Regions from separate parts of the Homo sapiens genome. Here region 2 is linked to region 1. Evidence: chromatin loops called from intact Hi-C (ENCODE). Cell type or tissue: MCF 10A. All regions are shown on one strand. Links, peaks and the distances in the headings refer to the core of each region. The heading gives the core; the rest is flanking DNA.

Region 1 (8,335 bases), core at 30-8,029:
GACGCGCAAGGAGGTTTGGAGCCCAGGGTGGAGAAAACTAGGCCGGAGCCCACAGAAGTCCTGCATGCCTGCAAGACCCAGGTGGCCGAGCTGGAGCTGTGGCTGCAACAAGCCAACGTGGCAGTTGAGCCGGAAACATTAAACGCAGACATGCAGCAGGTGCTGGAACAGCAGCTGGTAGGGTGCCAGGTAAGACTGAGAAGTCAGAGTTCATGGTTTGCCTCTCCACCAATCATCTGCCAAGATTGGGTGAATTTCTCTTAAAGCAACACTGTTTTTCTTTCTGTTACTCTGACCCTTACATTTATCTTGGCCTCAGCTTTTAGTTCTCAGGGTAATTCTTTGAAATGCTTTATGGAACTATCTTATTTGAGGGGACAGTAGTGTTCAGAATCTAGGAGTCTAAATCCAGCTCTGTCACATTAGCTGTGAACTTCGGGAAGTGAACTTCTCAGCCTCATTTTCCTTATATAGTAGGTTATCTTATAGGATTTTTGTCAGGATTAAATAAGGTATTTAAAGTAGTGTCGCAGGATTTAAATAAGGTATTTAAAGCAGTGTCATAGGATATAAAGTTATCTCATAGGATTTTTGTCAGGATTAAATAGGTATATAAAGTATATAACAAGTGCTCAGTAAATGCTATTATTTTATTCAATTTTAGTAAGTAATTAGAATATTCATTCATCATAAATGAAACCAAAAGTATTAATTTGCAAAATTGAAGATACAGCATAAAAGGGCTTTGCAACCATTTTACTAGGAATGCCCTGGGTTTTGCTTGGGAGGGGCAGGGATATAAACTTCCTTGCCGCTAGTCGCTCTGAGTAAAGCTTGCCGGCTCAGCCCGAAGGTTGGGGTTTCTAATCCCTCCAGGGAGAGGCTAGAATGATGACATTGCAACAGCATAATCGAGTGTCACAAGAGCAGGGGCACGCGAGCTGCTTGCAAAGGCCTCTCTCCCAGCTGCACTTAGGAGACCAGACTTGTCTTTATCATATGGGCTTGTCTGCCAGGATGAAGACATCCTCTTGTCTCAGAGTTCGCATATCACTAGCCCTGCCACAGGGAGCGTTTCCTGCTGTAGCCTGTTATGTTGTTGTGGGAAGCCTGCCTTTGATCCACAGTTGTGCATTCTCCCCTTCTATGTAAGCCCATAGTCTTAACAACATCCAGGAACCAGACAGACAGGCCAGCCTCCTTTTCTGTGCATCTCGGCACCTCTGATCTCAAAAGTCAGTTCTTTTTTTTTTTTTTCGGGGTCTCACCCTGTCACCCAAGCTGGAGTGCAGTGGAGCAATCATAGCTCATTGCAGCCTCGACTTCCTGGGCTCAGGTGATCCTCCCACCTCAGCTTCCTGGGTAGCTGGGACTACAGCCCTGCACCACCACACCCGGCTACTTTTTGTATTTTTTTGTAGAGATGAGAGGTCTCACTATATTGCCCAGGCTGGTCTCGAACTCCTGGGCTCAAGCGATCCACCCAAGTCAGCCTCCCAAAGTGCTGGATTACAGGCGTGAGCTATCATGCCCAGCCCAAAAGTCAGTTCTAAAGGGATAGGTTCACTCAGATACTGGCACTGCCGCTTGGCCTGGCTGATGAGGCCCAGGGGAGCCTGTGAATGCCATAGAGCGTCATACAGCACAGAGCAATGCTATGCTAAACTCAACTCGAGGCAGTCCAGATTTTGAGTCCCACCCACTTAAGGCCATTCAGGATTGATTTGCCAACTGATTATCTACTGACTGGGTAGACCCTATGCCAACTCGTTGATTATCACCAGAATCCCATCTTCATTGCCACTTGTAGTGAGTTCAAGGATTTCCAGGCTGCTCAAGGAAAAGACATGACTACCAGGTGGCAGTTGCACCCAACAAGCTTTATTTGGGCAGCATTTTGGCAAGATTATGATCGTGAGAGACAGGGAAGCTCTTTACTGCAGGAGACCTTCCAGAGGCTAAGGCATAGACTGGGGGTCAGGCCACCACCCAGAGGGGGAGGAAGGCAAGGGAACTCCCAGGGGAGAGGAGAAACGGAGAGGGAACTTATGTGTCTAGCGATGTCTCAGCACAGTGGAGGGTCTCTGGGTCAGAGAGCGCCGAAGGGCAGCAGAGGCTTGGGATTTTTTTATAGCCCAGGGTTAGTCTTATCCGTGGCTGGCAGATGTTGGGTGCAGTTTTCAGGGGTATGCAAAGCAGACAGGCTCTAAATGGATTAAAATATGCTTATTTGGGCTGCATTTAAAGCCGTCAAATGTGTAAAAATTTGAGTCTGGTGCTGGCACTTTTTGAACTTACTGCTTCTGACCTGCTTTGAAGAAAAACCACATGGGGCCAACATACAAAGGCATCTTTGGCTCATTTATATAACATAACACAATAAAGTTATTATTGAAACATATAAAAACCTTAAAGTGGTCTGTAAAAACACAAAATTCCAGTGGAAAAATGGCCAAAGGACAGGAGCAAACAGTTCAGTGAAGATTATGGACCAGGAGTGGTGGCTCACGCCTGTAATCCCAGCACTTTGGGAGGCCAAGGCGGGTGGATTGCTTGAGGCCAGGAGTTTGAGACCAGCCTGGGCAACATAGTTACACCTTGTCTCTACAAAATAATTTAAAAAAAAATTAAAAAATAAACTAGCTGGGCATGGTGGTGTGTATCTGTAGTCCCAGCTACCTGGGAGGCTGAGGCACTAATATCTCTTAAGCCCAAGAATTCAAGGCTGCAGTGAGCTATGATTGCACCACTGCATTCCAGCCTGGGCAAGAGAGTAAGACACTGTCAAAAAAAAGAAAGAGAAAGGAAAGAAGGGAGGGAGGGAGGGAGGGAGGATTATGCTTAGTAATGTAATATTTGAGAATTGTTTAATTTTGATTATTAAAGACATAAATTAAAACAGCTGTCACATTACATTAAAAAAATATCATTCTGGAAAAATAGATACTCTAATGTCTGGTAGTTCTATCTAATTGGCTCAATGTTTTGGGAGGTCAGTTGTCAACATATAAGCTGTTCATCTTCTTTGAGTTAAAAGTACCATTACTTTTTTTTTGAGGTGAAGTCTCGCTCTCACCCAGGCTGGAGTGCAGTGGCACAGTCTCGGCACACTGCAACTTCTGCCTCCTGGGTTCAAGTGATTCTCCTGCCTCAGCCTCCCAAGTAGCTGGGATTACAGGCATGCACCACAGCATCTGGCTAATTTTTGTATTTTTAGTAGAAACGGTTTCCCCATGTTGGCCAGGGTGATCTCGAACTCCTGACCTCAGGTGATCCACCTGCCTTGGCCTCCCAAAGTGCCGAGATTACAGGCATGAGCCACCGTGCCCGGCCAGTACCATTACTTTTAATTTACCTTCTGAAAATAATCCCAAATGAGAAAAATAATTATAGAAGCATTGATTACAAAAGTGAAGAACTAGAAACAAAGGGGTAACAAGAGGGAAATTGGTAAGTGAATCATGGGATATCAACTTGTAGCTGTTAAAATGAAAATCATGAAACGTGTGGAGACAGATGAAAAAGTATGTAATAGTTAAGTGGGAAAAACAGAGCATAAAATTATGCTACATTTTGTTTATAGCCACTGTACAGTCTATGGGTACATATTGTTTAAACTTAGAAGAATCTATAGAGGACATAAGTAGAGTAGTCCCACCTTTGTCTGTGGGGGTTGTGTTACAAGACCCCCAATGGATGCCTGAAACCGTGGATAGTACCAAACTCTGTGTGTATTATGTTTTTTCGATCTGACAACTGAGATGGCTACAGAGTGAGTATCCCTTATCCCCAAATGCTTGGAACTAGAAGTATTTTGCATTTGGTTTTTTGGGAGGGATTTTGGAATATTTGCAAATACATAATGAGATATCTTAGAGAGAGGACCCAAGTCTAAACACTAAATTAATTAATTAATTTCTTTATTTATATTAGAGTTAACAGGGTCTTGCTCTGTTACCCAGGCTGGAGTGCAGTAGCATGATCATGGCTCACTGCAGCCTTGACCTGACGGGCTCAGGCAATCCTCCTGCCCCAGTCTCCGGAATAGCTGGGACTACAGGCGTACACCACCATGCCTGGCTAATTTTATTTTTTGTAGACTCAGGGTCTCACTGTGTTGCCCAGGCTGGTCTCAAACTCCTGGCCTCAAGTGAGCCTCCTGCCTCAGCCTCCCGAAGTGCTGGGATTACAGGTATGAGCCACCATGCTAGGCCTCAATTTATGTTTTATCTATACCTCATATACATATCCTGAAGGTTATTTTATATAATAACTTTAATAATTTTATACATGAAACAGAGTTCAACTGTGACCCATCACATGAGGTTGGGTGTGGAATTTTCCACTTCTGGCATGGTGCATAAAAAGTTTCAGGTTTTGGAGCATTTTGGGATTTTGGATTTTCAGATTAGGTATACTCAACCTCTACTAAGTAACTAATGAGCCGAGTGCTGGAGTATGAATATGCTGGACAAAGGGATGATTCACATCCTGGGCGGGATGGAGCAGGATGGTGTGCAATTTTATCACGCTACTCAGGTGGTGCAAAATTTAAAATGTATGAATTATTTATTTCTGGAATTTTCCATTTAATATTTTTGAGCCCTGATTGACTGCAGGTAACTGAAACCACAGAAAGTAAAAGCATAGATAAAGGGGCCTGTTACAGCTTGCTTGGATGAAGGAGTTATAGGATAAATTATTTGCAATTTTGTTTTAAGAATAGAGTTCGTCCTTAAGGAAAATTTTTAATTCCTTAAATTCGCTCAATGAATGGAACTTGTTCTTAGTCACGCACCGAGTTTTAGTACAAATGATCATGGTGCTGGAATGTGAGTTTGTCTGTTGCTGCTGACGTGAGTGCCCAGCCAGCTGGCATGACCGAGCAGGCTGCTGAGCCCCAGGAGAGGGCAAACTTGATCTGTTGAGCAGGAATACAATGACCGAGACTTACTGGGAAACTTACTTCATCCAGCTGATATATTTTTAGATTTGTGTGAATTGGCCGGTTGTATCAATAACTAAATATTTCAGGTTCCAAATTATTTCTTCTATGGTGTTGTGAGAGTTTGGAGGCTTATTTGTCTTGAGAAAGAGAAGGAAAAGAGCAAGGGAAATAATTTTCAAACAGTTACGTGGAATTCTTTTTTAAATTCCTACTCCACACTTGGATTGCAACATAAAAGATTAGGAAGGTAGGCGAGGCATGGTGGTTCATGCCTGTAATCCCAGCACTTTGGGAGGCCTAGGTGGGCAGATCACGAGGTCAGGAGTTTGAGACCAGCCTGGCCAAAATGGCGAAACGCCATCTCTACTAAAAATACAAAAATTAGCTGGGCGTGGTGGCGCACTCTTGTAATCCCAGCTACTCGGGAGGCTGAGGCAGGAGAATTACTTGAACCTGGGAGGTGGAGGTTGCAGTGAGCCGAGATCACACCACTGCACTCTATCCTGGGCAACAGAGTGAGACTCCGTCTCAGAAAAAAAAAAAAAAAAAGATTAGGAAGGTAGGGGGAAAATAAGAATATCTGCACTTTTTAAGCACAGATGTATCAAGCACTGGCCAAAGTACATGGATTTAATTCATTCACTCCTGATAATGACCTTAGGAGGTGAGTTCGGTTATTATCTTCATTTTACAGACTACTAGAGGCACACTCCTCTAAAGTAAGGTGCCTGTGTTTACACATCTACTAAGTGGTAGGACTGGGATCTGAAACCAGATAGTCTAGTTCCAAGATCTGTGTTCTTAACCACTATCCTCTGCTGGATACATTCTGCTATGTTTTGTAAGGCGACTATAGAGTCATTTACTTAAATTATTTTACAGAGTGACATGTGTAATTGGGATTGGTTTGGTTGCATCCCTACTGAAAAGTACAAGAATTCTGTGGAAGTTTTTGTTTTTCCAGGGTTTCTTCCATCCTGTGTTTCTGGGACTTCTTGTATACACTTAAGTAAAAAGAGTAAGTCTTAACTTGTTTGCAGGCACAATACTTCTTCAAGAACAACATTATGAATAATTAAATGCTTTTATTTCCTAGGCTATGCTAACAGAGATTGAGCACAAGGTTGCCTTTCTGTTAGAGACTTGCAAAGATCAGGGCCTGGGAGATAATGGAGCCACTCAACATGAGGCTGAAGCGCTTTCCCTGAAACTGAAAACAGTGAAGTGCAATTTAGAAAAAGTCCAGATGATGCTTCAGGAGAAGCACAGTGAAGATCAGGTAAAAAATGACTATCTATGGACATTCATCTTGATACACATATGTGGCAGACCTGCCAGAAGAGAACTCTGGTTGGAAGTGATGAACCAGCTACAGAGAAACTGTACTAAGTGTGAAAGAATTTCACACATTAACACCATAGATGAGTACACTGGCTTGTTATTTTTATTTCATTCTACTTTGCAGTTTTCCTGTCTAGGTTGTTGTTGGTGATGGCGGTGGTTTGGTTTGTGTTGGTTTAATGTAGCTGAGTGTTCTTGTTGGCAGTGAGGTCTAGTGTAAGGCTTCTTCGTAAAAGAAGGATGTATTATAAAGGAATTTTGTGACTCTAATTGACTGGAAAACAAAGCTTTCATAGATGTGACTAAAATTTGACATCAGAAACATAAACCTGTTTCCAGGATACTTTGTTATTCATTTGCAAGTATTTATATATATAATCAAAGTATCATATAAAGTGTTCTCATGATTTTTAAAAGCACTCTGTGTTTATAAATGCAAATGTGCATCTTATGAGTAGATCTTACTATAAAAGATTTGCATGTGCTTATGAGTGGTTCCTACTTAGAGATTTATGTTCACAGAAATAAGACTGGCTGCAGATACATAGGCCATATGGTTCCCCTTTCATCCTAATATGTTCTCTCTTTTTAAAAAAAATGTATTTTAGCCATAGGGGAAATTTGAATTTATAATACTGTTTCTCTTTTTGGTACTTTTTTATTTGGTATTTGTTTTTAAGAAAAAAGGCAATACATTTTCTTGCTTTTAGTAATTCATTGGATGAATTAGCTTGAAGAAGTAAGATGATCACTTCACCAAATGTAGTAGTTTTTGAAGTTGTTATGAAATAGGTACATTAAATCATAGTAGGCTGGGTGTGGTGGCTCACGCCTGTAATCCCAGCCCTTTGGGAGGCTGAGGCAGGCAGATCACCTGAGGTCAGGAGTTTGAGACCAGTCTGGCCAACATGGTGAAACCCCGTCTCCACTAAAAATACAAAAATTAGCTGGGTGTGGTGGGCACAACTGCAATCACAGCTACTTGGGGGGCTGAGGCAGGAGAATCCCTTGAACCCAAGAGGTGGAGGTTGCAGTGAGCCAAGATCATGCCCTTGCACTCCAGCCTGGGCAACAAGTGCGAAACTCCATCTCAAAAAACAAAAACAAAAAATTATAGTATATAATTATAGCAAATAACAAAATACCATCATTTATTTCATGTAAAATTTTTCTATGTAGTCCCATTATTAGAATTGAGATAAAGTGGAGTTTATTTTTAAAAATAAATAGCCTGCCATTATGAAATGTTTTGCAGCATCCTACCATTCTAAAGAAATCCTCAGAGCCAGAGCATCAAGAAGCTCTCCAACCAGTTAACCTTTCTGAATTGGAATCCATTGTAACTGAAAGGCCACAATTCAGCAGACAAAAAGATTTCCAGCAGCAACAGGTAATTCTAGCCCCCAACAGTTGTAGGGACTAGAATATAACTTTTTAACCAGGCAAGGTGGTGCAAACCTACAGTCCTAGCTACTTGGGAGGCTGAGGTGGGAGGATCACCTGTGGCCAGGTGTTCGAGGCCAGCCTGGGCAACATAGCGAGACCCTGTTTCAAAAACCAAAAAAAAGGCCAGGCACAGTAGCTCATGCCTGTAATCCCAGCACTTTGGGAGGCTGAGGCAGGCAGATCATTTGAGGTCAGGAGTTCGAAACCAGCCTGGACAACATGGTGAAACCCTAGCTCTACTAAAAATACAAAAAAATGAGCCAGGCATGGTGGTGCAAGCCTGTAATCCCAGCTACTCAGGAGGCTGAGGCACAAGAATCACTTGAATCCAGGAGGCAGAGGTTGCAGCGAGCTAAGATCACACCACTCTACTCTAACCTGGGGTGATAGCGTGAGACCATGTCTCCAAAAACAAAAACAAACAAACAAAAAAAAGCTTTCTATATGGAATTTCTGCAAAGTGTGGCATGTGGGTGTTTGTGTGTGTGCAGAAACTCTGAGAGTTTTCAGCATTTACCATAGCATCTGCTTTGCTTTCAGCTGCTAACACTGGGGACACCATAACTTTGCTCCTTTATTAACTTACATCTTATATCAGCT
Region 2 (8,335 bases), core at 200-8,199, 110 kb before region 1:
AGAATGAAAACCTTATGGGAGTGAATTGAAGAGAAAATTGGAGGCTAGGAAGTAGAGGCTGTGAGCAGTTTAGCAATTTAGATTTAGGTGAATGGTGTTAATCCTTCCAGTATTACTTTATCCTTAAATAACTCCTTTTTGATAGGGAGAGCTTTTTGTACATAACGGAGAAATGAAAGATTTCCTTTGTCTTTTCCTTCCTCCTTGGCCGCCCCATCCCTCCTTAGGATCCTGCAGTTCTTGGTCATTCACCTTCTCCTCTTCTCCTATATCATGCTGTCTTCCCCCTACATAAGCACACGTATGCGCTTTGTCTCTCTCTCTTTTCTCTCGTGTGTATACACCTTTTACAAGTGTGTTCATCATAGACATATGTTAATGCTAATGTTTTTGTATATTTATTATATTTATTTAAAGCACCAAATTAATATTCTGGAAATGCAGCCAGGCACGGTAGCTCACACCTGTAATCCCAGCACTTTGGGAAGCTGAGCCAGGGAGATTGCTTGAGTCCAGGAGTTTGAGACAAGTCTGGGCAACATAGTGAGACCCCATCTCTACAAAAAAAGAAAAATTAGCCAGGCGTGGTGGTTCGCACGTGTGGTACCAGCTGTTCGGGAGACTGAGGTGGGAGGATCACTTGAGCCTGGGAGGTTGAGGCTGCAGTGAGCTGAGATTGCGCCACTGCACTCAGCGTAGGTGACAGAGTGAGACCCTGTTTCCAGCAAAACAAAATAAGACAAAACAAAACAAAACAAAAATCAGAAAAATTCTGGAAATGCAAAGAGCCTCCTGAACTCTGTAACAGGAATGTGTAATTTTGGCATTAACCACATGAGGACAAATTAAAGTTAGTGTGCCTCCCCAAGTTACCCATATTTGTGTTGAATCAATGGTTAACAGTTGGCTATCAAACTTTTTTCTCATTCATAATCAAGGAAAAAATCATTAATCAGACTGGATAAGGTTCTAGATGAATATGAAGAAGAGAAGAGACATTTACAAGAAATGGCTAATTCTCTTCCACACTTCAAAGATGGCAGAGAAAAAACCGTGAATCAACAGTGCCAAAATACAGTAGTCTTGTGGGAGAATACCAAAGCCTTGGTCACCGAATGGTAAGGAAAAAAAAGAATCCCTCTTGAATCTGAAAAATTGTCTGTAGCACAATTAACTTTTTCAAACTTCTGGGTTGAAAACACATCTCCGTGGACCCAAAGGAGGGACAAACATAAGGATTTCCTGCTGGAGTTCACAGGGCCAGTGTCTGGGACAAGACCTAGAATTGTAGATTATAGCCAGAATGCAGCAAAGAGGTTCTCCACGAAGCATAACACATACACAGTACAGTCCGTTTATGCTCATTACCATCCCAACTGGGGTGGTTTCCTATTGCTGTAAATCACCAAGCAAATCACCACGAACTTAGTGGCTTAAAAAGAACACGGATTTATTACCTTATGCTTCTGGAGGTCAGAAGTGGTAAAATAGGCTGCGTGAGGTGGCTCACACCTGTAATCCCAGCACTTTGTGAGGCTGAAGTGAGAGGATTGCTTGAGCCTATGTGTTTGAGACCAGCCTGGCCAACATGGTGAAACCCCATCTCTACAAAATATAAAAAAATTGGCCGGACACAGTTCTCATGCCTGTAATCCCAGCACTTTGGGAGGCTGGGGTGGCCGGATCACCTGAGGTCAGGAGTTCGAGACCAGCCTGGCCAACATGGCAAAACCCCATCTCTAAAAAACATAAAAAAAGTAACCTGCATGCTGGCATGTGCCTATAGTCCCAGCTACTCAGGAGGCTGAGGTGGGAACATCACTTGAGCCTGGGAGGTTGAGGTTTCAGTGAACCGAGATAGCACCACCGTACTTCAGAGTGAGACCCTGTCTCGAAAAAAAAAGAAAATCAAGCTGTGTTCCTTCTGGAGGCTCTAGGCAAGATTCATTTCCTTGCCTTTTCCAATTCTAGAGGCCTCCTGCTACATTCCTTTGCCTGTGTCACCCTCCTCCATTTTTAAAGTAGCAGCACAGGATCTTCAGATCTCTCTCTGCCCTCTGTTCTGTCATCATGTCTCCTTTGACACCTCTCCCTGCCTCCCTCTCAAGAGGACCCTTATGATTACACCAGGCCCACACGGGCAATCCTGGATAATCTCTGTAGTTTAAGATCCTTAGCTTAATCACCTCTGCAAAGTCCCTTTTGCCTTGTGAGGTAACATGTAAGGTAACATTCACAAGATCCAGGGATTAGGCCCAGGACATCTTTGGGAATTGGGAGCATTACTTTACCACACGCCCCTACCTGAATGGGAGATGTTGCCTGTCAATAACGGCTGCGTTTCCTGCAGAGTTGGGGCTAGTTGCAAAAATTTTTGAAACTGTGAAGACCATTACCTATCAGTCCCAGTTGGCAATTCTTATTTTTTAAAAATATTTGATATTATTTATTAATTTGCCAGACTGCTTTGGAGGGATTCAGTTTTTTATATATGATTGCTTGTGTGTCCAGTTGTCCATTCCATGGAATATCCTCTGTCCATCCCTCTTACTATCTACATGAGGGTGGGGAGTGGTGGAATGGGTTATCCCTACAGGCTGAACTGCCCAGGCTGAGGGTTCCAGCAGGGTTAGGCAGTGGGGGGTATTAGAGGGGAAGAAGAGAGGCCAGGGTGGTCTCACCATCCCGCTTTGTTTCCGCATGTGGTTCTGACACCACCTGACGGCACCATCCTGTGTGGCTTGGGGCATCTCCCCAGCTTTCTCCTAGAGGCTGAGTGGCATGACCTATTTGCGGGGGTTAATCCCTGTGTGCCTCGGCCTCCCTGGCAGTTTCCCCTGATTCTGCTCTCAGAATTCTGATTCTCTCTTCAGAATTCCATTTGGGTACACCTCCTGTTTCCTACCGGAACCTGAGTGTACAGGAGTCAAGATGAACCCTGTATGTGGTATTTGATCTAGTCTACCCTCTGATTTTACTGAGGAAAGAATTGAGATTCAAAGAGGCTAAAGTAACTTATCCAGAGTCTCAGACTAAGCAGTGCCCACATGTAGTAGAAACCAGGTGTCCTAACTGCCACATTGTCTCACTACCTTAACGTTTTAAAAAAGACTAAATCCAGAATGAATAGAATAGATATATAAAAGGCCAGGCACAGTGGCTCACACCTATATATAATCCCAGCACTTTGGGAGGCCAAGGCAGGTGGATCACCTGAGGTCAGGAGTTCACGACCAGCCCGGCCAACATGATGAAACCCCTTCTCTACTAAAAATACAAAAATTAGCCAGGCATGGTGGCACTTGCCTGTAATCCTAGCTACTTGGGAGGCTGAAGCAGGAGAATTGCTTGAATCCAGGAGGCGGACGTTGCAGTGAGCCAGGATCACACCACTGCACTCTAGCTTGGGTGACAGAGCTAGACTCTGTCTCAAAAAAAAAAAAAAAAAAAAAAAAGAGAATAGATATATAAACACCCTGTGACTTGCTGAATTAATATTGAAATAATCTGCCAGAGTTATGTTAAAGGGGCTCTGTTTTCTGAGATGTCTTTTGGTTAATGATGAAATTGAGATGCTGATTCCTTAGGGTGATGAATCTTGTGTTTCTTTCTAGACCTTACATCTGGTAACTTTTTAATGTTCACCTAGTGACAGTACTAATCTAGAGATTATGCCATCTATTTGCCAGATATATTGATGTGCCATCATTCTTAGGTTAAATTGGTAAAAAGTATTAAGAACCACATCAAGAGGAAAAGTCCTTTACACCTTATTCATCATTTATGTGGGATACTTGCAAAGAGAAAGAACGGTTTTGCTATTTTTGGACATTTAGCTATTGTATATTTTTCTATTCTTAGTCTTGAACAATGTGGGAGAGTTTTGGAGCTCTTAAAACAATATCAGAATTTTAAAAGCATCTTGACAACTTTGATTCAAAAAGAAGAGAGTGTCATCTCCCTGCAGGCTTCGTACATGGGAAAGGAGAACCTGAAGAAAAGGATAGCAGAGGTGAGTCCAGGTTCCATTAGAAAAAACTGCCCAGTGACCTCACTGACAGGCCTGGTAGTAAAGAGATATTATAGATTAAGTCTTTTTTGAAACTTCGTTTAAAAGAAGTTACTAGTGACCCTATTTTACCAGGTATCTAAAAATTTGTTGTATTCATCACCAGGGCTGGAAAAAAGAAACAGTCACCAAGTTGATGGTGGGTCACTTCTGTTTGGGTTTTGATGCTGGGGCTGTGTTTCTGCTCACCCCTGCTGCCACCTCTGTGAGGTTGTAACAGCCTTTGCACTGACTTTCTGTTTACAAGGAACCTGACCCTTCATTGCAGGCTTGACAGAAGGAAGACGGTGGGAAAATCCTCTCTGTTGTTAGTAGAGTGAGGAAAAATTAGCTTTTATTTACTGATTTTCTGTGAAGATGTGCAAGCTTATTACCACTTTGCTCCATCTATGTTTATATTCTAAGAAGAGTAATATTTTTGGACACTAGGTGTCATTATTTTCTATGGTTTTATGTGGTTATCAACCAGAGTGGCAGAAGAATGGAATAGTTAGAAAAGAATATACTATACTGCACTATATGACTCTACACCAGAAAGTTTCTTTCTTCCCTCCCCTCCCCTCTCTGTGATTCTCCTGCCTCAGCCTTTCAAGTAGCTGGGAATACAGGTGCGCAACAACACGCCCAGCTAATTTTTGTATTTTTAGTAGAGACAGGGTTTCGCCGTGTTGGCCAGGCTGGTCTCAAACTCCTAACCTGAGGTGATCTGCCTGCCTCTGCTTCCCAAATTGCTGGGTTTATAGGCATGAGTCACCACGCCTGGCCTTTTTCTATTGATTTTACGAGTACTAAGCTAAAGTGCTGTCAGGGTGTTAAAAGTATGTGAAATGTAGTTTGCTTGATATACTTGGAGGTTGGAAAGCAATTTTATTAAACTTTCCAGTTGTCAAGAGCAGCATCAGTGAAAGCTTAAATAGGACAATTTAGTCCTTATCTAGAACTATTAACCCTGAAGCTCAAATGACACCCAGAGTGTCAGGAATGGCCCTTGTCTGGGACCCACTTTCTCAGACTTAGTTTCTTAGAGCTGGCCAGTCGGAAGCAGCCCTGTTTAGATACCAGCTGTACAGTATGTGACTGTGTAGCTGATTTCTTGTCAGACTTAATCAAAGTTGTCAAGACCATGAGCAGATAGTCACAGTTGCTTAGATGTAACCTGTCTGGTTCCCTCTGGTGGAGGCAGCTTTTGGATTTGGCTCATCTTGGGATCTAGAAGGGTCCTGTCCTCTTTCAGTAGATTTAAAGAGCTCTGGTTTCCTAGGTTCTTAGAGAATCCAGCATGTTCAGCCTTACCAGATCCTCTCGGGCTTGTGTCCCAGTTCGCATAGCCACCCTTCTGCCGTGTCCCCGATAGCAGTCTCCTACCTTGTACTCTTGTTTTAGGATCAAAGTCTCTGCCTTATTCAACAGACCTTGAGACCCTTCCTTGTATGCTGCCCAGATATCTAGTCCCTCTTGACTTGCAGCTTTTCTTGTTCATGCAAATCCTCCTCACTTCTGGCACCTTTCCTTAGCCCTGTTTTGATAAGTGTCAGTTATGATGCCCCATGCTGCGTGTGGCCTGTCTGCTGCTCTTCCCACTACCCCATAACTGTATAACCTTATAACTATAAACTATACTTTCTAGATAAGTTACTTATCTGACTAATAAACTTCTTCTTGTCACCTCCAGGGAGCTGACTCCATTCCTGGGTGAGTCTCCCTAATCGGAATCTAGGCCCAGGTCTTGGTCTTTCTGCCATCGTTAGCTCCTCTGTGGCTATCATAACTGGACCTCACCTCTGTCCTCAGCTGTATTTGGCAGCCCCAAGTCCAGAGCCTCCCCAGAAAGTCAATCTCTGTGGGTATGGAGGGATTCCATTCAATCGGGTGGAGGAGGGCCTGAGAGTCTAAATATGTTTCTCTTAAAAAATGTCATCCAGTCTTTCTGTTTGTGGCTGTGTTTCTGCCTTAATGATTACCTTGAAGTCATTTCTAGCCTTTTGAGTTTCTATGGCACAAATGGCCTTGCTTCTTATTGGCTTCTCTGCACCCTCCCCGCTACCTCGTCTCCTCCTAGACCAAGGTTTCAGCTTTAGTTTTGGTGAGTCAGTTACCACTCATTTTTCAGCTTTCCAGCTTCCCAACTTCTCACCTTCTACCTGAGAGTATTCTTATCCTCTATTCTCTGTGTGCTTGTTGGTTTGTACCATTTTAAATTCTTTTCTGTTATTAAAGTAGCATGTGGGGAGAAAACAGAGACAAACATATATATTTAATCCACCATGTTAAACTTGTTATTTAACTGTTTCAATCACTGCGTAAAACTGCCTGCCCTGAAGACATATTTGAAGTGTGTATATAGTAGAAATAAAAATTAATTAAAACTCTGCTTTGTCTGTACTCCTTACTCAACTGCAAAAGGTATTTTTAAAATTAATAAAATAATTATAACTACCTTTAAGAAGCAACAGTCCCAGCTTTCCTTATTTTATTAAAATGAGAATTGTACCTCTAGTATATGGGTACTTCATATGTTTCTTGAAATAATCTATTATTTTGTATGAAAGATATAGAAGTTTTAATACACTATTGTTTAATTCTTTGGTCAGGTTTTTAAAAAACTGTCTAAAAAAGCAGATTTTAGTACTAATTGTTAACATAACTTTCAGTTAATTTTGTGATGACATAGGTACTATCTTCACAAACAGTCCATTTCTGTAGCATGGATCTTTATCCTGCTTTGCAGCAGTGCCTGGAATATGATACCACTGAGAACTTTTGTCCTTCAAAACTGTAGTAACCTGGATGTTTATCTAGGATATGGTGACAAAGTTCTACTCTCTTTAATGAAAGACAGAAGTGCAAAAAGTTAGACTAGAAGGCTGGAATGTCAGGAGACTATTAAAGTTTGGAAATATCAAAGTGGGCCTAGTTCCCTTTATTTTACTCCTTCCATTCGCTGTAAAACAAAACCCATAGTTCTGCCAATGCTAAAAGTATACTCTCTTTTCTCATCATCCGGTGGAAGCTTGTGCTAGTTTAACAAGAAAGTTCTTTGCAGGCAAAAAAATTTAGTTTGTTCAAATAAATGAAGTATATCAATTAAATGAAAATTTTTAAATTTAATTGAACAAACATTTTTGCTTAAAAATTTTTTTCCTCATTAAATTTTTTTTTTTTTTTTGTATATTTAGGGAGTTACAAGTGCAAATTTCTTATATGCGTATATTGTGTAATGGTGGAGTCTGGGCTTTTAGTGGAACCTATCACCCAAATAGTGGACATTGTACCCAATAGGTAAATTTTCAGCCCTCACCCCACTCCCACTGTCTCACCTTTTATAGTCCCCAAGGCCTATTATTCCACTCCATGCGTCCGTGTGCCCCCATTGTTTAGCTCCCACTTATAAGTGAGACCATGCGGCATTTGACTTTCTGAGTTATTTCTCTTAGGATAATGGCTTCTAGTTCCACCTGTGTGGACAAACATTTATTGTGTTCCAGTGCAGAGTTCTGAACCAGGAGAACGAAGACCTGGGTTTTGATCTCAGCTCTGCCGATGTATCAGTCAGCATCTAGTTAGAAGACAAACCTCCCCAGTTATTGATTTTTCATTTTAAATATTTTATTTAATATTAATGTTTAAATTAGCCTTTATTTTGAGATAATGGTAAACTCACATATAAAAATAATACAAACAAATCCCAGGTATCCTGTATTGAGTTTCCCCAATGGTAAAACTATAGAATATTGCAATCAGGATGTTGACATCAATGCAGTCAAGATAAAGAACATTTTTGTCACCACAAGGATTCTTGTTATTGCCATTTTCTAGCCCCATCCACTTCCCTCCTCCTCCCACCCCTTCTAATCCCAGACAGCCACTAATATAGTCTCTATTTCTATAATTTTATTATTTTAAAAATGTTAAAAAATATTTTAAAAATTTTATAAATGAAATTATATAGTATGTAACTTTTTGGGATTGGCTATTTTCACATAGCATTATTCTGTGGAGATTCATTCAGGTTCTTCCATATATTGATAGTTTGTTCCTCTTTGTTGCTGAGCAGTATTCCATGGTATAAATGTGTCACAGTTTAACTATTCACCCACTGAAGGACATCTGGGTTCTTTCCAATTTTGGACTATTATGAATAAAGCTGCTGTAAACATTTGTAAAGGAGTCTTTGGTGAATATAAGTTTTTATTTCTCAGGGATGTGTCCAGGAGTGTGCTTGCTGGGTCATATGTTAATTGCATGGGTTTTTTTTGTTTGTTTGTT

Evidence for each region. Hi-C counts contacts between places; a loop is a spot of excess contacts. Peaks named below come from ENCODE experiments on the same cell type or tissue, not always from the same donor. Only the 100,000 strongest peaks of a DNase experiment are listed, where the experiment ranks them.
Region 2: it touches region 1 in a loop (23-fold over the local background); 2 of 110 quality-filtered maps call a loop at or near these places.

The regions. Positions count from the first base shown.
Region 1 is chr14:64,113,383-64,121,717 of GRCh38, forward strand. SYNE2 (spectrin repeat containing nuclear envelope protein 2) reads left to right here. Exons shown (of 116, transcript NM_182914.3): 66 at 1-189; 67 at 6,045-6,227; 68 at 7,545-7,679. Among named protein-coding and RNA genes, the nearest start is that of MIR548H1, 22 kb to the left of the region's middle. RefSeq lists a cis regulatory region at 1,728-2,023 and a silencer at 1,778-1,965. In MCF 10A, for the core only: no CTCF peak of the experiment used is centred there; DNase peaks (open chromatin) are centred at 189, 909, 4,489 and 4,879.
Region 2 is chr14:64,006,105-64,014,439 of GRCh38, forward strand. It overlaps SYNE2 (spectrin repeat containing nuclear envelope protein 2), which reads left to right. Exons shown (of 116, transcript NM_182914.3): 31 at 939-1,118; 32 at 3,862-4,012. Among named protein-coding and RNA genes, the nearest start is that of MIR548H1, 85 kb to the right of the region's middle. In MCF 10A, for the core only: CTCF peaks have their summits at 4,492 (motif pointing right) and 4,691; no DNase peak of the experiment used is centred there.